Linked DNA regions of Mus musculus: all the other regions are linked to region 4. A link is a contact called in ENCODE Hi-C data. All regions are on one chromosome and are shown on one strand. Each heading gives the region's core, a stretch centred on a gene start or an enhancer-like site at or near the end of the contact. The rest is flanking DNA. Distances are from core to core; before and after follow the strand shown.

What was found. Hi-C counts contacts between places; a loop is a spot of excess contacts on that map.
Region 1: a map of T-helper 2 cell shows a loop between it and region 4 (28-fold over the local background). The contact joins two enhancer-like sites. A Hi-C loop is called at or near these places in 2 of 37 maps with a recorded cell type or tissue (T-helper 17 cell and T-helper 2 cell).
Region 2: a loop to region 4 is called in a map of T-helper 2 cell, with 16 times the contacts of the local background. The contact joins two enhancer-like sites. A Hi-C loop is called at or near these places in 2 of 37 maps with a recorded cell type or tissue (T-helper 17 cell and T-helper 2 cell).
Region 3: a loop to region 4 is called in a map of T-helper 2 cell, with 13 times the contacts of the local background. The contact joins two enhancer-like sites. A Hi-C loop is called at or near these places in 2 of 37 maps with a recorded cell type or tissue (T-helper 17 cell and T-helper 2 cell).
Region 5: a map of T-helper 17 cell shows a loop between it and region 4 (14-fold over the local background). The contact joins two enhancer-like sites. A Hi-C loop is called at or near these places in 3 of 37 maps with a recorded cell type or tissue (T-helper 17 cell and T-helper 2 cell).
Region 6: a map of regulatory T cell shows a loop between it and region 4 (24-fold over the local background). The contact joins two enhancer-like sites. A Hi-C loop is called at or near these places in 2 of 37 maps with a recorded cell type or tissue (T-helper 1 cell and regulatory T cell).
Region 7: a loop to region 4 is called in a map of T-helper 2 cell, with 18 times the contacts of the local background. The contact joins two enhancer-like sites. A Hi-C loop is called at or near these places in 3 of 37 maps with a recorded cell type or tissue (T-helper 1 cell, T-helper 2 cell and regulatory T cell).

The regions. Positions count from the first base shown.
Region 1 is chr12:8,639,120-8,643,152 of GRCm38, forward strand. No RefSeq gene overlaps it. Among named protein-coding and RNA genes, the nearest start is that of Pum2, 33 kb to the right of the region's middle. Within about 2 kb of position 1,719, at least 3 of the 3 ENCODE cell types and tissues checked have a DNase peak (open chromatin) inside an H3K27ac peak, as active enhancers do.
Region 2 is chr12:12,715,621-12,719,718 of GRCm38, forward strand. No RefSeq gene overlaps it. Among named protein-coding and RNA genes, the nearest start is that of Gm40270, 7.6 kb to the right of the region's middle. Within about 2 kb of position 1,328, at least 1 of the 3 ENCODE cell types and tissues checked has a DNase peak (open chromatin) inside an H3K27ac peak, as active enhancers do.
Region 3 is chr12:8,857,421-8,861,434 of GRCm38, forward strand. No RefSeq gene overlaps it. Among named protein-coding and RNA genes, the nearest start is that of Gm33483, 20 kb to the right of the region's middle. Within about 2 kb of position 1,496, at least 2 of the 3 ENCODE cell types and tissues checked have a DNase peak (open chromatin) inside an H3K27ac peak, as active enhancers do.
Region 4 is chr12:98,666,803-98,670,896 of GRCm38, forward strand. Spata7 (spermatogenesis associated 7) reads left to right here. Exons shown (of 11, transcript NM_001289572.1): 10 at 2,030-2,087; 11 at 2,300-3,017. The coding sequence ends at 2,869. Among named protein-coding and RNA genes, the nearest start is that of Spata7, 41 kb to the left of the region's middle. Within about 2 kb of position 1,840, at least 1 of the 3 ENCODE cell types and tissues checked has a DNase peak (open chromatin) inside an H3K27ac peak, as active enhancers do.
Region 5 is chr12:12,086,954-12,090,518 of GRCm38, forward strand. No RefSeq gene overlaps it. Among named protein-coding and RNA genes, the nearest start is that of Gm46334, 57 kb to the left of the region's middle. Within about 2 kb of position 1,625, at least 1 of the 3 ENCODE cell types and tissues checked has a DNase peak (open chromatin) inside an H3K27ac peak, as active enhancers do.
Region 6 is chr12:9,126,715-9,130,618 of GRCm38, forward strand. No RefSeq gene overlaps it. Among named protein-coding and RNA genes, the nearest start is that of Ttc32, 99 kb to the left of the region's middle. Within about 2 kb of position 1,262, at least 1 of the 3 ENCODE cell types and tissues checked has a DNase peak (open chromatin) inside an H3K27ac peak, as active enhancers do.
Region 7 is chr12:8,343,596-8,347,479 of GRCm38, forward strand. It overlaps Hs1bp3 (HCLS1 binding protein 3), which reads left to right. Exons shown (of 7, transcript NM_021429.3): 7 at 1-229. Among named protein-coding and RNA genes, the nearest start is that of Gm33134, 18 kb to the right of the region's middle. Within about 2 kb of position 1,565, at least 3 of the 3 ENCODE cell types and tissues checked have a DNase peak (open chromatin) inside an H3K27ac peak, as active enhancers do.

The DNA.
Region 1 (4,033 bases), core at 469-2,968, about 90 Mb before region 4:
TAGTTAGATATAATAATAAATAAATCTTAAAAAAACCAAAATATAGAGAAATAGATAGATGGATAAATAAATAAATATTAAACATTCAAAAATTAAAAATAAAAAATAATTAGAAAAAATAACAACCCAGTCTCAAAAAAAAAAAAAAAAACAAAAAAGAAAGAAAAAAAAAGGATTTTTCTTTTGATAGGGGACTAATATCCAATATATACAAAGAGCTCAAGAAGCTAGACTCCAGAAATTCAAATAATCCCATTAAAAAATGGGGTTCAGAGCTAAACAAAGAATTCTCACCTGAGGAATATCGAATGGCTGAGAAGCACCTGAAAAGGTGTTCAACATCCTTAATCATCAGGGAAATGCAAATCAAAACAACCCTGAGATTCCACCTCACACCAGTCAGAATGGCTAAGATCAAAAATTCAGGTGACAGCAGATGCTGGCGAGGATGTGGAGAAAGAGGAACACTCCTCCATTGTTGGTGGGATTGCAAGCTTGTACAAGCACTCTGGAAGTCAGTCTGGAAGATCCTCAGAAAATTGGACATAGTACTGCCGGTAGATCCAGCAATGCCTCTCCTGGGCATATACCCAGAAGAAGTTCCAACTGGTAATAAGAACACATGCTCCACTATGTTCATAGCAGCCTTATTTATAATAGCCAGAAGCTGGAAAGAACCCAGATGTCCCTCAACAGAAGAATGGATACAGAAAATGTGGTACATGTACACAATGGAGTATTACTCAGCTATTAAAAACAATGGATTTATGAAAGTCTTGGACAAATGGATGTATCTGGAGGATATCATCCTTAGTGAGGTAACCCAATCACAAAAGAAGTCATTAGGTAGGCACTCACTGATAAGTGGATATTAGCCCAGAAACATAGAACACCCAAGATACAATTTGCAAAACACAAGAAAATCAAGCAGAGGGAAGACCAATGGGTGGATACTTCATTTCTCCTTAGATTGGGAACAAAATACTAAAAGGAGTTACAGAGACAAAGTTTGGCGCTAAGACGAAAGGATGGACCATCCAGAGACTACCCCACCTGGGGATCCATCCCACAATCAGCCACCAAACCCAAACACTATTGCACAATGCCTGATAGATTTTGCTGAAAGGACCCTGTTATAGCTGTCTTATATGAGGCTATGTCAGTGCATGGCAAATACAGAAGTGGATGCTCACAGTCATCTATAAGATGGAACACAGGGCCCCCAATGAAGAAGCTAGAGTAAGCACCCAAGGAGCTGAAGGGGTCTGCACCCCTATAGGTGGAACAACAATAGAACTAACCAGTACCCCCAGAGCTCATATCTCCAGCTGCATATGTAGCAGAAGATGGCCTAGTCGGCCATCACTGGGAAGAGAGGCCCCTTGGTATTGCAAACTTTATATACCCCAATACAGGGAAGAACCGGGAGTGGGAAGGTAGGGGAGCAGGGCAGAGGGAGGGTATAGAAAACTTTCCGGATAGCATTTGAAATGTATATAAAGAAAATATCTAATAAAAATAAATAAATTAAATAAATAAAGTCTAGTCCCATGAAAAAGAAAACAAAAACAAAAAACAAAAAACAAAAAAATCAACCCAGTCTCGAAAAAAAAAAAAAAAAGAAAAAGGGGGCGAGGCTCAGAGGACCCAAAGCCGGAACAGAACTACAACTCCCAGCATGCCTCGAGGCTGAGGCAGGGACATGCCCGCCACTGCACTGACCTGAGATGGCGGGAGAGAGACTTCCTGTCCACGGCCAGTGACTGCCTGCTTCCAATCCGCTGTCCCCGGGACAGCGGCGCTCACGGCGGCGGCGGAGAGACCCTGGCGGGCCGTTTTCGGGTGGCAGCGGCGGGAAAACAGGAGGCTCGGGTCTGTGCACGCGCTCTGCTTGAGAGTGCTGGTCTGTGGCGGGAAGTCCCGCCCACTCCGCTGTGATTGACGGCAGCAGCTTCCAATCGGGAAGCTTCCCCACTCACTGTTTCCAGGAGCAGGGAACAGCGCCAGAAGTCCCGCCCGCCCGACCGTGACTGACAGCCCCAGAGACTGAAACCGCCCCCCCCCGCCCCCCGCAGAGAGATCCGCGTCTGCAAAGACAAGGGCGGGCGGCCGTGATTTTTATATAAAATAAAAAAAGTCTCGTGTGCTTATCGTGTGGGAGCTCACGCTGTAGCCCAGGTTGACCTCGAACTCAGAGATCCACTGCCTCTGCCTCGTCCCAAGTGCTGCTGGGATGAAAAGCGTGTGCCACCCCTGCCTGGAGACCCTAAAACTCTTAAACCCCAAAAATAAAACCCTAGCATTTTAAATAAAAATACTCAAGAGCACTAAACACTACTCTTTAAAAAAGCAGCAAAACCCTGACACCCCCCAAAAAACTCTAAATGTCTGGGGCGAGGCCGGAGCGCTCAGAGGTCCTGTCACTCGATTCCCAGAGACCCCCACGCAGGCTCACACCCTGTGCAGCTATAGTGAGCTCACATAGACGCGAGATAGATGAATAAATCTTATAAAAATCACCTGAGACACACGAGAACCCGTCCTGTACTGGGGCTTCAGAAATACTGAAACAAAAGAATGCAAACGGGAAAAAGCATCCTTCTTTGCATAGGTTTAATAAATTACTAAGGGTGCCATCCTTGGGTCGCTGACATCTTGTCTTCATAGGAACTAGACTAGAAAGAAAACCACTCAATGTCTGTAGCTATTTCCCAGCCTTAATGATGTAAAATATTGTACTTCTTTATAAACAGGCTGTTGACCCTACTTTAACTCAATGGACTGCTAGAATCAAGAATTATTCTATCAGAGAGCACAGACAGATCAGACACGCTGGCTGCACAGCATATTCAGAACTTCCAAGGGATTTATTAATCAGAGCAGGGCATTGTAGGCCTTAGCCTGGCTCACAGAACCAAAAGTAGTCACCCAGCTTGTGGAACAGGACTTTGCTATACAAGTAGTCACCCCTGTTCATGTCTTTGTTCTCTATGCCCTTTGTTACCCATAGTAATCTGTGGACAGAAACTATTGAATGGAAAATTCCCAAAATAATTCATACATTTGTTCTATTTTATTTGTAGTAGTTGTGGCTGATTGCTAGTGCCTAATTTGTCAATTAAGTTTTATCATAGGTATTATATAGAGGGCACACATAATCTATCCAGTCCATGGCTGCATAAGCCATGGGTTCAGGCTTGTGCATAGAACCCCAGAGTAGGCAGTTGAGATTTACAGATATACTTAATGTTGATCAGTCTGTCCACCAGACCCAAACCAAGAAACAAGCAGATAATTCTGGCACTGGGAAATTTAGAAACATGAGGAAGGGGAGACCTTTGGATGGAGTCATTGTTAAAACTGTGAAGCCACACAGTAAGGACAGGAGCCAAGATGGATAAGCTGTAACAGCAAAGAATATGCAATAGTTAGAGTCATCCCTCTTGGGAAAATACTGTCGCTGCTCCCAAATCTGGTTTTTTAAATTTGTTTGTTTGTTTGTTTGTTTATCAAGCAATCATATGTACGTGTGTTTGTCTTTGTGTGGCTGTACACATGTGAGTGTAGGTGCATGTAGAGAGGTCAGAGATTTTCATATTCCCTGGAGATGCAGTTAAAGGTGGTTATGAACCTTGTGACATGGATTCTGGGAATCTATCTTAGATCTTCTAAAAGTTCCCTACATGTTCTTATCCTCTGAGGCATCTCTCCAGCCACACATGTATACAATACACACACACACACACACACACACACACTTAAAAATTCAATGGAAAACTTCTGATCATCCCTCTCAGCACCCCAAATCCACTTGTCTTCTGTGGTGGGTTCAATATATTTTTTCCTATCCTCAGATCATTGTTTTACTGATGGACTGACAGAGGTTCAGTTAATTTGTTCTCATCATTAAATTTGGTACATTTTGTGGCTTTTAAGGGTAATATCAGTTGAAGAATAAACCCCCCCTTTGGTCTGATAGATTGATTTAAAAACCTCTATCTTGTATCTGCCTTTCAATACCACCATCATATCT
Region 2 (4,098 bases), core at 78-2,577, about 86 Mb before region 4:
GTGTCTGCTGCAGTTTGAAGGCCTGGAAGGAGGTGACTCTCAGACAATGGAAACACTTGCCCACCCACACCCCGGAAAGTCTGCCTCAGACAGGTTCCTGCAAGAGCCTGCAAAAATGCTTCCCTCCCTCTACCACCCACTTCCTTTGTAGCCTCCCCAGGATCCTCCCTCAGCCCTCCCTGAAGTCAGGAATGAGAACCTTGCTCTGTGTCTATGTGCCAAGGGCCCTGCTTAAACTCTCTAGCTCGGCAGTCATAACTCCCAAGGAAGCGCATTTTCATTAAACTGTTCCAGCCAGAGTCTCTTTCATTAGAAATTAGTCATTCCAGCCATAAGCGATGAAAAGAGACAAATGAGCTCTAGAACCAGGTCAGTGATATCGGAGTATTTCTACCCACAGCTGCCTGAGCAATTCGCCTCTTCACCTGTAACATTCAGAGTGACCTTTCCTAAGCTAAGTCTCTCTGTCAGTCTCCAGTCAGCTCCCCAGACTAATCCTCATCCAGTTAGCCCATCTGAGCTCTTCTGGCAGCCTCAGATGCACAGCCACATGCCACAAAACAACCCTACTCACTCCCATCTGTTGTCACCAGCCAGGCTGGAAGTGCCATGGGAGCAGGAGCCAGGCCTTAAGCACCCTGTCCTCCTCTCTCTCTCAGATAGACTGTCAACAGACATCTCCAGTTGCTGAGACATAGCATCCAACAAGTCACTCAGCTTTCTAGGAAAAGTCTTGTCTGACTAGAGCCTAGAAGACTCTGAACAGGGAGCTGGAGGGGGGGGGGGGCGGTGGGATGAGTCAGGCTGTGAAGTGCTTGCCTTCAATCCCTGAAAGCCACACAAAACAAGCCAAGCATGGTGGTGCAAATCTGTAATCCCAGCACTCAGGAGGCAGAGACAGGCAGATGGATCCCGAGGAGTCACTGGCCAGCCAGCCTCGCCTACTGGGCAAGATCCAAGGCAGTGAGAGAGCCTCTCTCAAGTAAAACCAAACTGTACATCATCTGAGGAAAGATAGCTAAAGTTGTCCTCTCTCCACCACGCATGCACGCACATGCACGTGCACGCACACGCACGCGCACACGCACATGCACACGCACACACACACACACACACACACACACACACACACACACACACACACATCGTACTCTCCAAAAATACAAGTTAATGACTCCTTAGCTACAGTTTCAGAATTTAAACATGTCAAGGTTGGAGGCATGAGCAGAAAAGCGAAGCACACTTGGCAACAAGACCCGATTCGAGCTACAGTCACTTATAAAACACTGGCAGTGCTTAATCTGTGCAAACATTAGGTTTCACTTTGCAGAGTTGTATGTTTGGCTGCAAAAATATTAAGGTATTAATTACAAGATGCTCCAGGGATCCTGCTGGGGGTGTTACATAATCAATGTGCAGCAAGTGAATATTTCTTTTTCTAAAATACAAATGCTTCTAAATTCTGAAGCCATCTGGCTGGAGTGGCTTTCCATAAGGGAATACAGAGATGTGCCTAGAATGTGCCTGAGGTGTCATAAGGTCCAGTATGTGATGGGTTGTATTATGAATTCTCTCTCTCTCTCTCTCTCTCTCTCTCTCTCTCTCTCTCTCTCTCTCCCCCTCCCTCCTCTGTGTCTGTCTGTCCGTCTGTGTCTGTGTCTGTGTCTGTCTCTCTGTCTCTCTCTCTCTCTCCCTCCTCTGTGTCTGTGTCTGTCTGTCTATCTGTCTGTCTGTCTGTCTGTCTCTCTCTCTCCCTCCTCTGTGTCTGTCTGTCCGTCTGTGTCTGTGTCTGTCTCTGTCTCTCTGTCTCTCTCTCTCCCTCCTCTGTGTCTGTGTCTGTCTGTCTGTCTGTCTGTCTCTCTCTCTCTCTCTCTCTCTCTCTCTCTCTCTCTCTCACACACACACACACACACACACACACACACACACGAGTATATATTCCTGTCCTTTCCAGTGGGTTTTGAGTAGCTTCTGAAGGATATTCTTTGCTCCATTGGCCAAGCATAGGTAGAGTGTGCCAGTTTTTCATCACTGTGAGAAAACTGTCTGAGCAAAGCTGCTTCAGGGAAGAGACCGATGCATTTTGGCTCATGGTTTTAGAGCATTTAGTTTGCCTTGAAGGGGGTGTAAAGAGCTAACAGCTCATGGTGGGTTGGACACAGAGATAGACAGGAGAGGCCTGGAACAAGATACATCCCAGTGAACTATTTCCCCAGCTGAGCCTCACCTCCTAAAGCTTCTAAATTCTACCACAACGTCCTTGGGCCATCAGCCTGTGACACTGCATAGCCAACATTCCAGGCAGACACAGTTCTATGGTTCAGATCCATTCTATGCCTCAATAGACAGACAGACAGACTGACTGACTGACAGACAGACAGACAGACAGACAGACACATAATACTCAGGGGCATGCAACAAACAGAAAAGGGTAATTTCATAAACTATGTATGGACCCATGTTCACAGTAATAGTATTAGAAGTCTTTACTGCAGGTAAAAATGTAGAACAGCTGTTAAGCCCATCAGTGGAGAAAATGGGTAGTCAAATCGTATAAACACAAGAGAAAATTAACCAGCTATGAAGAATGGAGTACTGATAGCTACTACAGCATAAATGCATCTTGAAAATTAATGCTGAGTAAAGGAAATCAGACATGAAACTCACTCACAATTCATGTTTCCATTAAATGAAACCTTAAAGCTGGAGAAATCCAAAGAGATGGATCTCAGATCAGTAATGAATGTTAGAAGGTAAAGGAGGAAACAGAGACCAACCATGTAGCAATGGTGAGGCCCCTTTGTGAGGATGAAGACATTTAGTTCCAGCTAAATGGGGGTTGTGGTTCTAAACAGTGCCCTGCACAAAAGTCAAAGATACGTTTGCTTTTCTGCAGTGACTATCACATCACACCAGTGTCTCTTTAACCGTAAAAGGGAACTGGGGAAATATAGTCGCCAGTTCCGGGACCTCACGATACTCTCTACAAGTGACCAAGAATGGTCATAGGCAGCCAGGAAGGACCAAAGGTGACTGGAATGGCTAGCTATCTCCTCTGCCTGTAAAACCTAGACTACAAGTCTAAGGTCAGGTAATCCGATCATTGTCCCATGAGGCAAGATGTCGGAAAGTTGGACACAGCAGTTTTCATGGCCCACCTACCACTTCCACAGAGGTCGGTGTTAATTGTCCAGTACTGAGACGGTCCTGAAAAGTTTATTTGCAGCACGGCTGGATCTGGCATCTGCTGTGGTCATTAGGGTCGAGGAATGCTGAGGCGATACAGCAGTGTCCTTGGGAACACCAGAGAGTCCCTGATGTCCCTGAAGTTCTGAGTTATGCTAACACTGGAGACACCATGCCAGGCAATGACAGTATGGCTGGAGAACCCAGCCTAGGCAGAAGTGCCAAAGAGCAGGTGGGAGAAGATAAGTCGGTAGATATAATGGGGATTCTTTGTGCTTAAAACTTTGTATTACTATTCAAGGACAAAGAACTGGCCATTTGAGCCTGCATCGTTCCAGGAGAAAGATATCAGATTTGTAACAGGGTCAGCCACAAAGGAGAATTTGGCGTTTGGCAACCTGAAATGAACTATCCTAGAAGTCAGACTTAAGGGCCAAGGGATCAGAAAAGCAAAGAAGAAAGTCAGAAATAGATAACTGGAAAAACTATAGCCTCTTCTTTGACCTTAAAATAGATTCTGTGAATGTACACATGTTCATATGGGTGGCTCATTCTTGGGTTGTCATGCCTCAGGACCACTATCCATCCAACCTTAGCCTGTTTTGAGATAGTCTCTTACTTTTTAACCTGAATTTCTGATTCCTCTAGGTTGGCAAGGAGCCCCTGAGATCTATCTTGCTCTGCCTCCCCAGTACAGGGATTAAGAGCACAAGCAACTACCATGCCCATTTAATTTTGGGGCATTCCTGGGGAACACACTCAAGTCTTCATGTTTGCCCTGCAAGCACTTTACCCATCTCTCTCTCTCTCCCTACCATTAGCAGGAAGAAGAGAGATCTCATTGTATGCATAAAGGTGAGCTGGTGCCCTCAATGACATGCCAGTCACTGTCTTCGGAAGACTCAGCTAAGT
Region 3 (4,014 bases), core at 246-2,745, about 90 Mb before region 4:
AGAGAGAAAGAGGCAGCGCTGACAGATCAGGTCTTCCCCACTCTCTGTAGCAGAGCCAACGCTGCAGAGCGAGAACCACTGGAGGGCGTTAGCCGTTAGAGGCAGGGAGGGCAGAAGGGCAGGGAGCGATAGAGTCTGCAGCAGTAGATGCTGGAAGGACAAGGCTGGGGGGAAAGAGGTCAGTCTTGCCTGAATAACCTGCAGAACTTTCCAGAAGTAAAAGGAAGGGAGTAGTTCCTTGGTACTGTATGCCAAGCCAAAGACCCAAGCTTGGCTGAGTCTGTACCCTCCCCCCTCCCCCCATGCTGGGCCGAAAGAAGGAAACAAACAAAACAGTGGTGTGACTAAGGGAACACTTTCTGATAGTTCTAAAAGATGGAGCTTTCTTCAGGTAGATCCTGGAGTGAGGCCCTCAGATGTGGGTAGGGGCATGGTGACTCGGGGAAGGAAGGGAGGGAAGGAGGGAGGGAGGGAGGGAGGGAGGAAGGAAGGAAAGAAGGCAGGCAGGCAGGCAGGCAGGCGGGTGGGCGGGCGGGCGGGCAGGGCAGGCAGGCAGGCAGGCAGGCAGGCAGGGCAGGGCAGGCAGGGCAGGCAGGCGGGCAGGCAGGCAGGCAGGCTGGGGTAAATGTCCTGAGACTGGGCCCACTTACCTGTAGCCTGTTTAAGGCAACGCCTCTGAGATGTTCCAGAATTATCTTCTTCAAAGTCTCCACTTTCCCAGGTCACTTAATCACTGACTTGTAAGGGCTGCACACGCCCTCCATGTTTCTTAGAGAGAAGCTTTGCTCCTGGATGTGGCCAGCTGCAAGGGCCACATCTCTAACCACATCTTACCAGCTGGAAGATCTTTCCTGGCTAGCTTTATTTATTTATTTATTTTAAGATTTATTCAATTATTACATGTAAGTACACTGTAGCTGTCTTCAGACACCCCAGAAGAGGGCGTCAGATCTCATTACAGGTGGTTGTGAGCCACCATGTGGTTGCTGGGATTTGAATTCAGGACCCCTGGAAGAGCAGTCAGTGCTCTTAACCGCTGAGCCATCTCTCCAGCCCTCTGGCTAGCTTTATTAAAGTTTAGTAGTGGTGGGACTATATCTTCAGATGCACAGTTTGATAGGCTGAGCATCTTTATCTCCCTACAGACACCCCCACTCCATTGCTCATGCAACCCTTGTATTGAGTTCTGTGCGACAATATTGCCTTTTGCAGGGCTTCTACGAGTTGGAATTTTGTCTGTTCACGAGGCTTCTCCTAGCCGCTTCATGCCAACAAGCTAACACTAATTCCTCAGGCTGTTATTGGACATGCTACTGTTTTGTTCTTGATTCTTGATTTCTTTGTTCTGTTTGGTGTGTGTACATGTTATGCATGCATGTGTGTGTATGCGTCCACGTGTGTGAGTTCATGTACATGAGGGTGTATGTGGAGGCTAGAAGTTGCATTTGGGCGTTTTCCTTAATCACTTTCTATTTTGGTCACCGAGGCGTAGTCTCTTGATGAACTCTGAGCCTGCCAATTCTAGCTGCTCTAGATAGCCAGGTTGCCTGGGCTCACCGGTGGCTGTCGTGCCTGCCTGGCTTCTGTGTGGGTGTTGCAGATCTGAACACTTGCACAGATGCTGAGCCATCACCCTGTCCCTATATTGTCCCTTTTTATGGTGGAGGACCACATTAAATTGATAGCCAAGAATCAGATCATCTACTCCCCAGGGCATGTCCTTCCCACATTTCAGGGATAATGAACAGAGCACTGGTGGGAGGGGGCCCGTTTCCCCATCCCCCACACTGCCCAGGAGAGGAAAGAAGGCCGGTGTCTGAGCCCCTGGCACGAGAGGCAGAGACTATACAGGAAGGCAGACTTGGGACCCGACCATTGCAGTATTTGAAAAGACTTCCTGAACAGCTTTCATGTCATCAGCCACTGCTATGTGAGAGCCTGCTAGGTTCTTCATCACTGTTCTTTATAACCCAGCCCACCCTGGCTCCCCTACACACACCTCCCCTGCAAAAGCCAGAAACAAGCTCTCACTGGGTGTGTGTGTGTGTGGTGTGGCGGTGGTAGCAACTCATTCAGGACTGAAGAGCTGTTTGGAGCCAATCAGGACTCAGCCCTGAGTTGGTGGCAATTGTTTCTTCCTCCCCATACTGTCTTCCTGGAGGAGGTAACCTTGTCCTAGGAGTTCCCAAGGTTACCAGCAGCAATAAGACCAACGGGGACGCAACTTTGATTCCCCCGAGAGCCTAAGGGCCCTTCCCACAGCACTGGCTTGACACAGATGGCCCTGTGGAAGGCTCTCCAGCCTCTGATTAGGAAAATGTTCTCTCCAACAGCTCTGGAATGTCTAAGATAAACTTGAGGGTAACAACTATGTAAGAACCAAGCCACTAGAACTGGGATGCTCAGGGCCAGGCAGGCCCAGACAGATCTGCCTCTACTGTGCTGGCACCACCGACTCCCAGGACACTGACTGCATCAGCCTTTTTGCTGGGAGGCAGGATGAGGATGCCAAAAGCAGGGCTTCAGCTGTGTGTGCCCCCACATCAGCCCCCAGCCCCCCACAGCACTCTGCCGCTGGTGCTGATCCTTTCCATGCCTTTCCAGAAGACCCAGAGGGGCAAGGATGGGCTCGCAGTTCAGAAACCAGAGTGAGGCCTGTGTCGGCTGTCTGTTCCCGTCTTCTTGTGGTCTCAGTTTTCCCACATAAAGCACGAACCAGGGAGAATTCTAGATCTTCGAGGTACTAATGTTGTTGCAAGGGGGCTAAGAACTTGGAGCAGCCCCTTGAGGATGTAGAGGGCCAGCCCTTCTCTTTGGCATAGGGGAAAGTCTCAGCACTGCCTGCAGTCTCTATTGGCTGCTTAGTCATGGGATGTTCCCAGCTTTGGTCTCCCATGTGGACTTTGGGTGAGGCTTCCTGGGGCCCCTAGGTTTGGTAGTAGGGTAGAAATGGGACAGTAAGGCTGGAACAGGGCTAAGACTTAGATCCTGGCCTCTGGGACAGCATAGTTTTTGCTGTTTTGTTTTTCTCCCTTGGAGAAGGGACTTGTCCTAGGTCAACTTTTAAGAACTCCCTTGCTTTTCTTGGCCCTGATAAAGAACTGGCATCTCCAGAGAGAAGAAGGGAAGCGAGGGAGGGGGAAAAATCCATAGGGCCAGGCCTCGCGGGAGAGGGATAGGGAGAGGGAGAGGGAGAGGGAGAGGGAGAGGGAGAGGGAGAGGGAGAGGGAGAGGGGGGAGGGGGAGGGGGGAGGGGTGGGGAAGGGGGAGAGGGAGGGGGAGGGAGAGGAGAAGAGAGGAGGGCCGCTCCACCGAAACCAGGTCAGCCTCTTGCCATTCCTGACTAGTATCCCAGCGAAACTGGCGAGCACACACCTGAGGCCATTTGCTCGGCGTCTGGGGTTTTACGATCAGAGAGCAGTCTGAGGTAAGCAAAGGATGAGTTCATCTCCTCGCCCCCGCCCCGCCTCCCTCCTGTGGTCTGTGCCAGGCCCTGAGGCCTCCACAGCTTGGCCCTGGGGCGCCTGATCACAGAGTGTGGGGAAGAGGTGTCTCCTCAGTTTGGAGCATGCCCACCTAGGCCCCCTGGCTGTGGTTAATGGGGGAGAGGCTGCCAGCAACTTGTCCTAGCCAGGATGAGGGGGGAAGAATGGGGGAAGTTGAGGCAGACAGAGACAGGTAATCGTTTTCATCTACTCCTGCTTCACCCCAGGTCCTGTCTCAGCGCTGAGATTACAAGGTGTGTTCTCTCACAGGCTTGACTTACATTCTGAAACACGACAGAAGGTGACCCTGTTTTCTGGAAAGTTCCAGAAGGTCATTGACTATCTCTGCTCCCCTTAACCGCTTTCTTCACAGGACTCCTTCTTCATCTGGGACCCGCTTCCCTTTTATACACTAGAGCCCCCCTGCTCAGGACACTGGGTGATGTGCCAATGGACTGATAGACTTTGAGATGTAGCCTGCCATCTTGGAAGCTCTATGCAAAGCCCAGCTCAGAAAAGCTGTCTCATT
Region 4 (4,094 bases), core at 590-3,089:
TCTTTGTGTATATTGGATATTAGTCTCCTATCAGATTTAGGATTGTTATAAATCCTTTCCCAATCTGTTGGTGGCCTTTTTGTCTTCTTGACAGTGTCTTTTGCCTTACAGAAACTTTGCAATTTCATAAGGTCCCATTTGTCAATTCTTGATCTTACAATACAAGCCATTGCTGTTCTGTTCAGGAATTTTTCCCCAGTGCCCATATCTTCGAGGCTTTTCCTCACTTTCTCCTCTATAAATTTTGGTGTCTCTGGTTTTATGTGGAGGTCTTTGATCCACTTAGACTTGAGCTTTGTACAAGGATATAAGAATGGATCAATTCACATTCTTCTACATAATAACTGCCAGTTGTGCCAGCACCATTTATTGAAAATGCTGTCTTTTTCCACTGGATGGTTTTAGCTCCCTTGTCAAAGATCAAGTGACCACAGGTGTGTGGATTCATTTCTGGGTCTTCAGTTCTATTCCATTGATCTACCTGTCTGTCGCTGTACCAGTACCATGCAGTTTTTAATCACAGTTGCTCTATAGCACAGCTTGAGGTCAGGCATGGTGATTCCACCAGAGGTTCTTTTATTGTTGAGACAAAACTAGTAACTTTTAAGAACTGCATAAGGAGTTTTTAAGTTTCAAGGTGAAACAGTTTAGAGAGCCACTTCCCAGCAGCACCAATAGGTGGAACCCTACTGGACTACACATTTTACAGGGTTAAAATGGTAACTTTTATGTTTTTTAATACAACCCCAAAATTTGCATATCATTTACATGTTTCCTTAAATGTTTATATTTCCTCTTTAAGATTTAGCACTGGTTCATAAGACCAAACATAAAACCAGACTGAGAAAGAAACTAAATGGTGCAAGATGGAGTTCTTCACACTGAAAGGTGTTCAACCTTTCAGTTGATCTCATCTAGTTGATGAGAAAATGCGTGTGTTTGTGTGTTTGTGTGTGTGTGTGTGTGTGTGTGTGTGTATTTATACCAAAATAATGTGTGTATGTGTGTGTGTATTTATACCAAAATAATATGTATTATTTAATCCCAGCTTGAGGAAATATATAAGCATATAACAATGTCCGGGTGTGCAATTCCAGAATGTTAGCAGTAGCTGTAGAGTAGGATACAAGTTTCTGGATCTCTAAACATGATAGGACAACCCAGGCCTCCTGGGTTACTGCATGTGTTAACGAGTATGAATGATGGTGGCCAAGGAAATTAGTTGTTTCCAGGAGACTTGTGAATAGTAAGAGTGGTACTGGGCCTGCTGTAGAAAGAATGTATTCCCTGAAGCTGGTCACTTCTCTGAAGGGATCGTGACCTTTGCTTCTCAGGTAAATTTTCTGAAGGGGCTGTAACCTCAGGGGAGAGGAAACTCATCCTAGAGATGTAATCTCTCACCTTTACCATGGCTCTCACTGGTCTTCATACCCTGGCTTTAGCAGGAAGAGAGGGCCAGGCATGGTAGCACACGCCTTTAATCCCAGCAAGGAGGCAGATCTCTGAATGCCAGGGCTGCATAAGAGACCGTGGCTGGGGTGAGTGGAGGCAGACTATTGTATATGTTTAGCATAAAGCCCTGGCATCCACTTGGAGGCTGTTTTGTAGGCTTGGCGTCCATGGAGAGTATTCTTTAGGAGCAAGGTTAACAGCTCTGTGAGAGCATTTTCTGTAGGGTTGGTGAAGGGCGCAGGGAGCTTTTAGTGTCTGTGTGTCTAATGGGGAGAGAGATTTGCAGGCAGTTCTATCCTTCACCTAAAACAGTCACAGAAACATAAGTAGTACGTAATCCTTCTGATAGACTGGCGTCTGTTATCTAACGTAAAAACAAATGCGTAACAGAAGCCAGGCTGCCTGCCAGGTTAGAGCACGTGACAGAGCAGGAAGGATTTGTTTCTAGCTTCACAGGGAAAACCATTCATCTGAAAACTACTTTGCAGCCTTTGTCGGTTTTTATGTTATGTAACTATTTTACATTTAGTAGGTTATCTGAGTTTAAGATACTAATATTTTTCTTTATCATTTGTAGGTTTCTAGAGCGACTGTTTGAGCGACATATAAAGAAAAATAAACATCATTTGGAGGAGGTTGGTCTTTCTTTGGAATTTAATGTTTTTCTATTCTCTAAAAGAATATGTTTTATTTAAAATAGGCACTTTCTGCCTTGTGCTTTTTATGAGGGGAAAGGGGCAGGACTGGGAGAGTGTGATCATGAGACTAGCAGCGCTGCAGATAGAGTTCAGTTTTAATAGTGTAGCGAATGTAACGACCCTCAGAATTGCTTTCCCCCCAATTCTAGGGAAAGATGCGCTACCTGCTGCATGGGCTGAAGGTTGACTTAGGCTGCATATCTGAGGAAGACCCAGCAAAGCAAAAACATTTCAGAATGTTGAATCAACTTCATTTTCAAAAGGCTCTGATTTCAAGAGAAAATGAGTTTGTAAGTGATGAAGAAACAGTGAGTCACCACGAGCGCCAGCAGTACCAGGAGGCCCTGGACATGCTGTCGGCTGTGCCGAAGGACGAAAACAAGATGTTCTCTTTACCGGGCGAATTTTTAATACCCGCCCATAAAGTCAAGCATTCAGAGGGTGTTATAATTCAACAGGTCAATGACGAAACAGATAATGAAGCCTCACCCTGGAATGAAAACAATCCAAGTGTTTCTGATAGTGTAATAGACCAGGAAACCTCTGTGGATGTCATTGAAGGTGACAGTGACTTTGAAAGGGCTGAGACTTCCAGGGAACTCTGTTGTCTGAGCACATCACTGTCCCCATCTGGTCCATTCCCCAGCATCAATGGTGGCAGTAATCATGGTAAGGAATTATCGACTCTACGAATCATGGGAATGAGCATTGAAGACTGACCTCTGGATCTACATTAATAAACACTCCATGTGGCCAGTAACTCAATATTACTTTTCTTCTTTTTTTTTGTCCCCTTTTACATATTAAGATTTCTGTAATTTCAATGCTATGTAATAAATTACCACAATTTTAGTGTCTTGAAACACCACATATTTATTATTGCTCTCATATTGCTATGGTTCAAGAATTGAAACACAGAGTGATGGGGTCAAAAGCTACAGTCCAGGTGGTATTCAGGGCTGTGATGGCATCAGGAGGCTCGACTGGGGGAGAAACTGCTTCCATGCTACAGTTGCCAGCAGAATTCCTTTTCTTGCACCATAGATCTGCGAGTTTCATCTGGTCTTGGCTGGCTGGCGGACAGATGGCTACTTGCCATCTCCTGCCATGTGCATGCTCCCTAAGCAGGTCACAGCTTGGCAAAGGAGAACCACAGAGACTGCTAGCAAGGCAGGTAACTCTTGGTGAGAAGCAGGACAGTCACGGGTCTCTTGCAGTCTTAGGGGTGAGGGGATGATACACAAGAGCGCAGATGCAAGGCTGGGGACCCCTGTGTTACCTGAGGCTTCATCCACCACTTCTAAAGTCATTTTTCAGAACATGTTTGGTCTAACACAGTGACCTCATGGGAACTGACAATGGTTTATAATCTGGGACGGTGTTTACATCTTATAACGTACAGGGGCTTGAGGGTTAGGAGACTCTTGTCTCAAACAAAAACCACAAACCACACAAAACAAAACCAGTGTTTCAAGAGACTAGCCTCTCTTTTGTCTTTTCAACTATTTACAGTAATGTGATTGGCTATTCAGCCACTGTAATGTGCTAAGTTCTCATGTTGCCGGTGCTGCCCGAGATAGGGTTTGAGGATGACAAGCTGGCCTGGGAGAAAGCACAGTGCTGAGGTGGGGTGTCCTGCTCCAGTGTCTGGTGTCCCACAGGGCATCCCTTCCTCCAGCCTCTGGAAATCTCTCAACTTTTAAGGCAGGGTCTCGTGACTCAGGCTTAGCTGAAGCCGCTCTGTTGGCAGAGGCTGACCTTGAACTTCTGACCTTCATGCTTCCACCTCCCCAGTGGTGGAACTAAAGGCTATGCTCATTTTAGAGGGTGTTGAGCACTGAGCCTGGGTCCTTGTGCATGCTAGGCAAGCACTCTACCAACTGAGCCACATCTCCAGCACCTTTCAAAGCAGCACCTTTATGCGTCTGAGCCTTTGACTAAGAT
Region 5 (3,565 bases), core at 375-2,874, about 87 Mb before region 4:
ATTATATAAATCTCCTTGCTTTCTCCTATAGAGTGATTGTTAGACTTGATCAAACCCCTACTCTCTCCCCTTTATAATAATGGGAATTATAATAAAAATTTTAAGGAGGATTCTACAGCACACAAATAAACCTTTTTCCTTGTCGTATCATTTAAATTTTAAGATTAGAAAATGTCTTAGACTGATTCTCACACAGAGTTTTTCACAAATATAAATTCTTCTATGTCAATAGATTTCCAGATGGGTTACTGTTCAGTGCACTTTTGTCCGATCAAAAGCCTGGGATTACCCAGAACACATGGAGAGCAGGGAATCATGGGGATAAGACAGAAAGTATGTGCTACTGTTGTATCTGTGCTTAGTACAGGAAACTGGGAAATTCCAAATAGACCTGGTTTGGGCATCAGCACACCATGTCCTAAACACAACTTCAGCAGATCCAAATGTCCTCAGTGTAATCCTATAGATCATTCTCCTGGGTGTTCTAAGGGAGGGTCAATTGTTTTAAAATGTGTAAAGGATATCCATTATTCAGATAACTATTATAAAATTAATAAACTGTATTTGCATATTGCCTTAAACATCCAAAGAGAGTTCAGGAGAGTGTCCAACTTGAAATGTTAAGCATTTATACTGAATTCTGTTTAAATAAGAATTCTCCTTTAGCATAGAAATTAAATCTGAACAGTGGCATGAGATCATGCATGAGAGCTCCCTGAATTACACCAGATGTACCATATGGTCAAGATCATGGTTGCCATTCACATTCACTACCCCCACTTTCTACACACTATGCAAAGTCTGAAATATGTTTATGACTAGAGACTACACTAGAGAACTTGGCAACTACTTTTAACAGGGAAAATTCTGTCAATCATACTTTCTGAGGTATATCACTCTGACATTTACTCATCAGAATGGAAGTTGCAAGATGACAGGTAAAGCCATTGTTGTTGGTATACTCTTCATTACTGCTAGCAACTTTAATATTTTATAAAGTGTTGGAAGAATCCTTCTATATGATTGAGTTTGCCGAATCCTTGTCTCATACTGTCACCAACCTGCACCTTCTTTTTCTTCACCATTTTTGTGAGTCCCTCGTTTCATATTGGCAGAATGAATTGTAATAATAAAACAGTATCATAGTAATTCCATATACTCTCTACCATATGACTCCATTAGCCAAAGTTAACGCAAGGAATTGCTTCAAATTCTTCTTCATGTGATATTAACAAATCATATTATACCAATCTGACTGTTAATGTCTTTAGAGTTACTGTGGTTACACAATTTTAATTAATCTATCTTTATGTATATAGGTGAATTCAAAATTATGCATATGAGTTTTTACTTGCACTATTTTGAAATAGAATGTGTGTAGATTGCATATGTATATGTGTGCATATTGAACACACACCTGTGTGTGTACATATGCTCCTGTGGACTGCCATACGAATGCTAGGTAGTTCATCTCCCTTCTCTTTGGAAACAAAAAAGCTCATCCTTTTGAATGTGTTCTTACATAAGCTGAGTTAGTTAAAACGCTGTGGGTTTATCAAGAGGAAATGGATTTTGCAGTTTCTCACTGTAGCTGTCATTTCTTCCTCCCTGGTAGACAAACTGATGTGAGTGATTGCTGGTGACTCATCCTTCTGATAAAGGCAGAGAAGAGAAGCTGTTTAATTGAAGCAACCTTGAAAGAACTTATCTATTTTACTCTGCTTAGAATTATTGATAAAATTATGCATTCTCTTTTGATCTCTCCATCTTGTGTGAGTTTGGTCATGCTGATCAGATTCATCCAAGGACACTGTTGGATTTCAGGCCTAGCTGAGCTCACCCAGAACAAAAAGCCGAAAACCTTGTCTTGATTGTGCTAAAAATTCTAGAGAACAGGAATAGTGACAGGCTGTGCTATCCCCTGGGGGTCAGCAGCTGTCTGCCCAGATTTACGGTAGAAAAATCCAATTTTTAGTCTGCCCACATGGACTGGGAAACAGCAGGCAACCCTACTGGCTTGTAGAATGCATTGCAAAACAGGATCAAACATCAATTTCAGTTGCAGGCGAGAGATTAGGAGAGTATCAGATGGGCATGAGCAAATTGTAATCATTAAACACAAACTGTCACTAAAGCAGTAGATTAGAATCTAAGCCTTACTCCAGGTTTGAAACCCAAGGCTAAAGCACAGTGTGGTAGGAAGAGGGGATGCCCGATCTATCCCTGCACAAATCACAGAGGCTTCCGGAACAAGTTTTACGGGCACAGCTCATATGTTCCACTATACAGCTCCCCTCAGAGATTCTCTGTTCCATTGTCCATGGAATGAAATCTAAACTTTTAGCTTGTGATTCGAGGCTCCTCCCCATTAAGCTTCATTTCTCTTTACAGTGTGATTGCCTGAGGTCTCTTCCTTACACCATCTCCAAAATGACTCACCAGTTTCTAAAAGGGTCCATATTTGTGAAATGTGAGGGTGTGTATGTGGAGAATTAGAGAACACCTTGAGTTTTGGTCCTTTCCTTTCATCTTGTTTGAGGTGGGATCTCTTAGGCAATGCTTTGTGTACCAGGATAGCTGGCCCATGAGCTTCCAGGAAGTCTCCTGTCTCCACTTTCCATATCACCACAGGCATGCTCTAATTATATACCTTATTCAATATTTTTGATAAATGTTTATTTTTTTATTTGAATGTATTGTATAGGAGTATGTGTGGGTATGTACACGTGAGAGCAAGCACTCTTAGAGGCCAGAAGAGAGTGTTGGATCTACGGGAACCAGAGTTACAGGGTGACTGTGAACTGCCCAACATGGGTTCTGGAAACTGAACTTAGGTCTTCCTGGAAAGCTATGAGCTCTTAACCATCTCTCGAATTTCCTCTTCCAACATTTTCTGTTGGTTCAGTAAGTCACAACTCCAATCTATTAATTAATCTATTAATCTATTCTCTAGCTCCTGAATTTAAATTTTCAAGAAAATGGTTCAGTTCCATTTTATACATAAAAGAACAAAATAAAAATAATATAAAAAAATCAACAGGGAGGAAGAAAACATCAAAGGAAGATAAATCAAACAGATACAGAACAAAATAGAAAAAGCTCAACTTAAGGAGAATAAATATACAGAACTGGTTAGAAAACCACAAAGATATCACAATTATTAGAGGAAAAATAATATTTATGTCATGAAGATAAAAGATTGCAAACTCTGGATTGACTGGTATTTTTAAACATAGAAAATAGAATAAATGAAGTAAAAATAAATTTAAATATATAATGAAAGAACATTTGTCTATAATATAGAAAATCTGTGCATAAACTGGAAAGAACATACTGTGTTGCTAGAAATACAGATTCAGAACATTGAAAAATGACCCAGTGAAGCCATCAAACTTTTAAATCAACATACAGAAGAGATCGGAATTTTTATGTCACTTCTCTGAAGGAAGTAATGTCAGAAAGTCAACGTATTGATGTAAGTAAATGCACTGTATGTAAAACACATACAAACGTGTGCCTCTTTTTTTATTGCGGGGGGGGGGGGGTGGTTCAAGACAGGGTTTCT
Region 6 (3,904 bases), core at 12-2,511, about 90 Mb before region 4:
TTGTTCTGTGTGAGGAAAGCACACTTTGTTCACAGATCACAGAGCATCTCAGGGGCCAGGGCACTTCCCCACTGGTGGCTGAGAGGAGGTTTTCACTGCAGATCTTCCTATACAGACCAGCCAGAACTTGTAATTCAGTCTTGGCAACTTCTAGTACATTTAAGGTTCTTCCTCAGAGTGTCCAACTTTTAGATCTTGTGTGAACCCTAATCATACTTCACTTGTGGCCTTAACATCAATCACATCATGTTGTGTTTGTGATGAGTACAACCTCTATTCCTTGCGTCCACTCTGGGCTCTTCACCTTACCTGGGCGATCTCCCTGCTTTTCCGGCATCACTCAGCTGTGACCTTTGGTCACTCGCTCATCCAGCTTTGAAGCTGGGTCTCACCAGGCTTGGGGGGGGGGGGAGGTGTCTGCCTGTTGTGCAAGTCCTGCCCCCCCCCCCCCCCCCCCATGCATGCGCTTCTGGGTTCCCTGGAGCACTGGCTCTGGGCTGTCAGGAAAGGGACTAGGCAGCCCCTGCAGTTTGTGCACAGAATGCAGAGAATCCAGACATTCTTGCTTGATGGAGCAAACCAGCCACCCAGGGGATAAAGTGCAGATCACAACAGGAGACCATGGAAAACCAGATGTGCCCCAGGGGGTTGGAAAGATGGTTCCTCCTCCTGGGAGAGCAAGGATGAGGGAGAAGACATTAATTTAAAACTGAAGACCAGTATGGTTTTGCTTATTGAAAACGATGAAGACAGCTTTGTCCTTGGACGGCACTCACGGCTCAGGGAGTGCCAGCTCATCTCTACCAAGAGAGGAGAATGTTCTAGAATGCCACTTTCCTGTTCTCTGCTGGATGAGCTCTTATTCCTGCCACAAGGCCCACTTTTCTATGTTGTACTCTTGAAGCAGGAGGAATAAATCTTTTTGTTTGTTTGTTTCCTGGAGCACTTTGGGACATGGTATTAAATTATGTTATTTTTGTTTTATAGTGGACTTAGTCTCGACAGAGCCCTCAGGTCCAGTGTGCTTACTTCTTCCTCTCTCTCTCTCTTTCTCTCTCTCCTTCCTTCTCTCCTTTCCTCTACTTTCCTACCTCCCTTCCTCCTTCCTCCCTTCCACCTTTTCCCCCTCCCTCTCTCTTTCTCTGCTGGCATTTTTATATGTATGGACTCTTGTTATATAGTCCTTACTGGCCTAGAAGTTGCTCTGTAGAGCCAAACTGGCTTTGCAGTGATGTTTCTTGAATGATGCTTCTTGATTATAGGCGTGTGCCGCCACACCTGACTCTGAGCTATGGCATTTCCTCCCCGAGTCCCTGAGGATTAATGAGGGCCTGGAACAAGGAGATGACAGTTATGGTTAGCTTTGCTTCCACCTCCACTCTCCAGGCTCTTTCTAGCTGCTATCTGCCCTGACCATTTCCAATCCCCTGTCAAGGGCCACAGGAGTTCCTATATCACTACCAGAGGTCCGAGTGGCCAACAGCCTTGGTCCCCAGCAGAGCCATCAGTAGATGTCCTTGGGGAGAGGGCATGTACCCAGCGGGAGGCCAAATGGTCTCACAAGCTCAGCAATGCTTTACCCAGTCTGGTAACCTACCAGGCACAGCTCCCGGTTGTCCTCCGTGTGACCCCTGTGCGGCATTTAGTGTGTCCTATAGAATAATATTGAGAGAACGAACAAATCAGTGGCAGAACCTTCTGAGATTTGCCTAATTGCGACTCAAATTGTTCCCATATTGGAAATTACATGGCTTAGATGCCTTTTGGGGAACTGAATATTAGGAGCCCAGGAAGGTCAGCCAGCAATGAGCTGTTGGAGTTTTCCCTCCATGAACTCTTACCGAGACATTTTTCCTGCCATGAGACATGGATAGGTTGACTCAAAACAGATTTCACAATCACTTTATCCAATTTTGGACGGCTTAATTCGGCAATTCGCATAACCCTCTTTAATCAGCCTCACGTTTGGGGTTGCTGTGGCCCCAGGCTCTTTGATGGTCAGATGTCATTCAATGCAGCACCCCTGGGCAGGGAGGCCATTGTCAATCCCTGTGTGGCTCTGGGAGCTCTGGTGTAGGCTTGAGACCCTTAAGGATCTTCAGGTACTGTGAAGGTCTTGGTAAGGCAGGAGCTCTGTGATTTTTGTCCCCAGCACGGAGGTGTCTTGTGGCCTGAATAGGGCTAAGCTTAAGTGAAGAAAACAATCATACCATGATTGTTGCAGGTTTAATACTTACGTGGGGTTTTGAGGTCTTAAGATTCTGATGTCAAACAAAAAAAAAAAAATGGATTGACTATGTGCCAAGTTCAGTGTCCTGAGAGAGCAAGGCACTTCCTTCCTTTTCTCTTTATAGCATTTGGGGCCCAGGGGAATAGATGCTATAATTAGTGAAGCAGGACCAGTTGCTGGCCTCTGTATCATCACCACTTAAGGACTGAGGAAATGCATTTTCTATGAGGAAGGCTTCTATTAGTCTTAAACTTTTGCAGGCAACCCTTAGCTCTTGATTATCTCAAGGGCCTGTGAGGGGTCTAGGAAAAGAATGTTCTCATGTTAATTACTGGGCATTAGAGGCCACATGGGCTCTAGGGTTCAAGGTAGTTCAGGGGTGCGTGGCAGAACTAAGTTAGCACTGGCTTCTATTCCGAGTTTAGGGGTATCTTTTACTTCCTTTCTGTTAAGGAATCTCTTTCATCCACCTAGATAAGATGCCGTACTAAAATGCCACAAGGCTGATCTATGAAGCATTGACATCAGGGTGAGTGACATGGAATGCCTAAAAGTCACCACCAGGCTCAACTGATGTGTTCTTAGGGACTTTCTCATTTACTCTCCGAGTAGATGTCATTTCATTCTTTGATTCATGGTCTTGTATCACTGGTGAGGCTAAGTAGTACCAGCCACAGACTAGGAATACAGGGTCCTGGTGGTAAGAGAGAAGAGCTGTCTTTCATGCAGCAGGCACTAGTACTATGCCAAGCAGGTAACTGAATCAAGCTCGCTGCTCTCAGGAGGAGGGAAATCAGGACTGCCTGAATACTGGGAGGGGTTTGTGCATGGCGGCTATGTATGGAATGCGCATAGTGAGTTTATGTGTAGTTGGGTGTCATGTATATAGTTTATTCAGTGTTTCTCCATATTGTTCATTTTTCATGTGCTTGAGTATAATTTTTATGAGTTATGAGGCATGCTCATGATATGAATATCAAGCATGCTATATGTTACATGTATATGGCATATATTTGAGTACAATATATGTGTGATGTATGGGGGGTCTATTTTCTGTGGCCATGTACATGAATCCACAAGTGTGAGTATAGTGTGTATATCTGTGTATGGTGTATATGCAGTATATGTAGTGTGTGTGTATTCTGTTCATATGTAAAATGTATATTATATATATGATGTTTGTATATGTTTTTTAGGCATCATTGCAGATACAGTGTGTATATCTTTAGCATGAGTGCATATATAGTGCTTATATGTATAATATGTAGGATATATCATATGTGTCTGCATATTGTATTTATATGTAGTTTGCATGTATGTTTATGCAAAGTATATATAGGATGTGTTTGTGTATACTCTGCATATGATATATAAGGAGTATTTATTTAATATATGTTTGTGACTGGACAGTGGTCAGGATGGCTCCAAGGGGATGTAGTGACCAAAGAGGCACTGAGGCCCGAAAATGGGGCTTATATAGAGGACTCATTTGGGAGGTGGATGGCATGTGAGGAAGGTGAGAAGATGGGGTTGTAGGTAAGGGGGACAAAGGGCAGGGCCCCTATTGTGGCACCAAGGACAGCAGGATCCCTGGATACACTGAGATGCTATTGTCTAGACCGAGCCTCCTACAGGTGCCTAGCTCTCATCCCAGCAAGTCTGCGCTGGTAAACA
Region 7 (3,884 bases), core at 315-2,814, about 90 Mb before region 4:
CCCCACGTGGGGTCCCTAACAGTATCTGACCTGACCTACCACTCTCTAGTGTGGCTTTGCCCACTAGTGGGGACTTGTCTGCTGTGGAGCTTTTGGGACACCCTGGCATGGTTGTTTGCCCCACAGATAGCATTTTTCCAATCATGACTTCTTTTGATCACTGGTCTGTGACCTACAGCCAGTCTGTCTCCCAGTTATCCAGTAAAGTCTGTGTGTGATAAAGCCAGAATTTCAGTGTTGTTCTTTTCCATGCCTGGGCTGAGAGGAGAAGTGGTGGTGGTGGTGGTGGTGGTGGTGGTGGTGGTGGTGTTGTGTGTGTGTGTGTGTGTGTGTGTGTGTGTGTTGAGGGGATTGTCCTTTGTAGCCAGGGAAGGTACTCTTATGTCTCTGACTCTGTGTGTTTCTCTCTCTCTCTCTCTCTCTCTCTCTCTCTCTCTCTCTCTCTCTCTGTGTGTGTGTGTGTGTCTGTCTGTCTGTCTGTCTGTCTGTCTGTTTCCATGTCTCTGTCTATTTCTATCCCCACCTCTCTATCTCTGTCTTTCTGTCTGTCTCTTCCTTTCTCTCTTTGTGATGGAGGCTGGGATAGTCCCTTGTAACCAGGGAAGGTACTCTATGCCTCTGACTCTCTGTGTTTCTGTCTCTTTGTTTCTGTGTGTCTCTCTCTATGTGTGTCTATCTCCGTTTCTGTCTCCCCCTCTCTATTGCCTTGTCTCTCTTTTGTCTCTGTCTCTGTGTCTCTCTGTCTGTCTCTCTCTGTGTCTCTGTCTCTGTCTCTGTCTCTGTCTCTCTCTCTCTCTCTCTCTCTCTCTCTCTGGTGGGGGGCTGGAATAGTCCTTTGTAACCAGGGTAGGTATTCTATGTCTGCTAACTCTGGCCCAGCCCTCCAGACTGTCTCTTAGCTGGAACTAGGAGAAAGGAAGGAAGGAAGGGATCTAGGAGATCTAGTTTTTCCCACTGTGTAAACTGAGGCAGAGGGCCCAGAAGGAGTCTCTGGCTAGTAATCACTCAGCCAAGCCCCGTGTGGAATGAGGACCCCTTCCCTCCAGATTCTCATCTTGGGTTCTCCACATGGAACTGGAAGTACCATGATTTCAGACATGCCCCACCTGATGGATATAATACACAGGCCTAGCCTTGCACCCCAGCAGCCCAGCACGGCACTGCTGCATGTCGGGTTCTTCAGCATACAGCTCTGCAGGCTGCCACCCACCACAGAGCAAACAGCTTCTTAGGGATTCTCAGATGTGTGCAGTCTGAGCCACCCCTCAGCCTCTCTTCCCAGTACTTAGGTTTGAATTCTTAGGACTGAGTTGGAGTCTGTGTTCTTGAGGGTGAACTAACGGCTGTTCTGTTCTGAGGACTGACTCTTCGGGAGCCCGCAGCTCCAGTATCTCCAAGCAAGAGAAAGTGACGGCTGGGCAGCAGTGTGTGCTTCTTTGGGGCTATTATGGGCCCCGTGGGCAGGAAGTGTTGCCAGCGGCTGCATCCGCTGCTCCCTTCCTCCCAGTGTTGTTCTTAGAACATTGTGAACTTGAGACAGTTCTGCAAAGTCCCAGTTCTGGGGCTAATTCTGGCCGGGCTGGCATCCTGTGCTCTGCTGCATAGAGGGGCCATTTCTGCATCTCTGGTCATGCCCATGTGCTCAAGGATCGGCTCTGAAACTAGAGTCCTTGCTGCAGAGGCTAATCACAGCCAAGTCCTGCTGCTCTTTGTTCCTAGCTATCACTAGGCTTGGTGTCTACAGACTGCCATCCAGAGCCAGGCTGATGTGAAAGGCTGTGTGTGCTTAGCTTTCGAGCTCGCTCACCACCCGGGCTATACGCATCCCCAGAAGAGGACCACAAAGCCACCAGTGTATCTCCTGCCTGGATGCCAGGTACTTCCCAGTTCAGCTACCTCTCCATAGGCTGAGGACAGCCCAGAGCAGGCATGATGTGCAAAGTGCCTTGGAGTAGCTGAGCCCTCAGTTCTAGTCTTAGATGCCCCCATGGACTGCAGACTGTTGTTTTGAGCAATCATTACCCAACTCTATACCCTAAGGAGTCAGGAGAAAGGTGGCCAGGGACTGGTAGAGAAGTGACACAAACAGCTAGCAGTCCTCATGTGACTCTCAGCACTTTAGTGAGAGGTGGTCAGGTTGGGATCATGGAAGCTTGCTGCTCTCCTAAAGGATCAAAGTCTGGGACCTACAACCCATGACAGGTTGGGTTTCTCACAGCCACCTGTAACTGCAGATCGAAGGGATCGTGACGTCCTCTTCCCACTGCTGTAGGAACCTGTTCACACCTGTGCACAGGTGTCCTATGAAATGCTCGCAATCGAATATGTTTTGAAAAGATTATCGCAGGGGCTGGGGAGATGGCTCAGTAGTTAAGAGCACTTAACTGTTCTTCTGAAGGTCCTGAGTTCGATTCCCAGAAAACCACATGGTGGCTCACAACCATTTGTAATGAGATCTGATGCCTTTTTCTGGTGTATCTGAAGACAGCTACAGTGTACTCATATAAATAAAATAAATAAATCTTTTTTTAAAATATTAACTCAGCCAGGCGGTGGTGGCACACCCCTTTAATCCCAGCACTTAGAAGGCAGAGGCAGGCGGATTTCTGAGTTCGAGGCCAGCCTGGTCTACAGAGTGAGTTCCAGGACAGCCAGGGCTACACAGAGAAACCCTGTCTCAAAAAACAAACAAACAAAAAGACTGACTCTCTCAATTCCTGAAATAGGATGTACTTTGGCTGAGTTGTAGCTGTGCTTGAAGAAGCTTAGGGAGCTGGTCGTAGAGGGACTCTTACCCAAGGAGCTGCCTACTAAGTGGCAGTGGCCAGGTGGAGTCATCGAGGCCTGTGGCTTCCGCTCAGTGAGCCTCTCCGAAGCACTGGCTGTTATAGGTGCTGGGTGTTGTGCAGTGAATAACCATGATGTGCAGACCTCGGGGCCCGCTCTGCTTGCTGACTCCTGGCTCTTGTTTCCATGGCTCTGGCCACTGTGAGGGGCTAGAGATTGTACTCCTCAGGTCAGGCTGAGAATAAAGCTTCAGCCACTGACACGGAGATCATGCGCTCCACTTGGGTTCCGTGAGTGGGTTTTCCCTCTGCTGATCACGTTCAGAGGCCTGATGCTTCTCTGCCAACCCCACAAACACAGCCTCAGTCACTTCCTTCAAGAAAGCTTGATTAGCTGGATTCCTACAACCAAGCTGTCCAGTCATGTCCAATACCCCGTCTCCAGACAGTGTTCAGTGGGTGCCTACTGTGTGCAGAATTGCATCCTATGAACCACAGGGCATCAGGTGTCCCAGGGAAGCAGAAAAGATGTCAATAGAATAGGTCAGTCCTATACAGAAAGGACCACATCGCACTGGTGGCAGCAGGCCGGGAGAGTGAACATAAGCTATCAGGAACAAGACAAGGGCATAGAGCATGTGGTATAAGCAGAGGAGTTGAGGCACAAGTGTGCCGTGTACAGCTCTGGGACTCAGAGGACACAAAAGAGAACAGACTGGGTAGACGGTGAACATTCCTGTTGACCTACTATCTGCAGAGCCTGCTCCAGTTGTGGAAATGGACCTGAAGATGGAAAATGAGTCACTACTGTTGGCCCTCCCAGAAGCCATCCAGCTTTAGTCCCGTTCTTTAGGTTCCTGCCCAAACATCAGGTAACTCCAAAATGGTCCCTTCTCTCAGCCACCTGCCAGTACTACCTGGCCCCAGTTGATGGTCCCTGCATGGGTATCTGAAATTCTCCCTAACAAAGTGCATCTAAACAAACAAACAAACAAACAAACAATCAAATGAAAGCTTTCTGAACTGTTCAAGAAGCCAGATCCATAATGCCCGGGCATTTATAGTCTCCAAGGATCACCTCCTATCACTCCGTGGCTC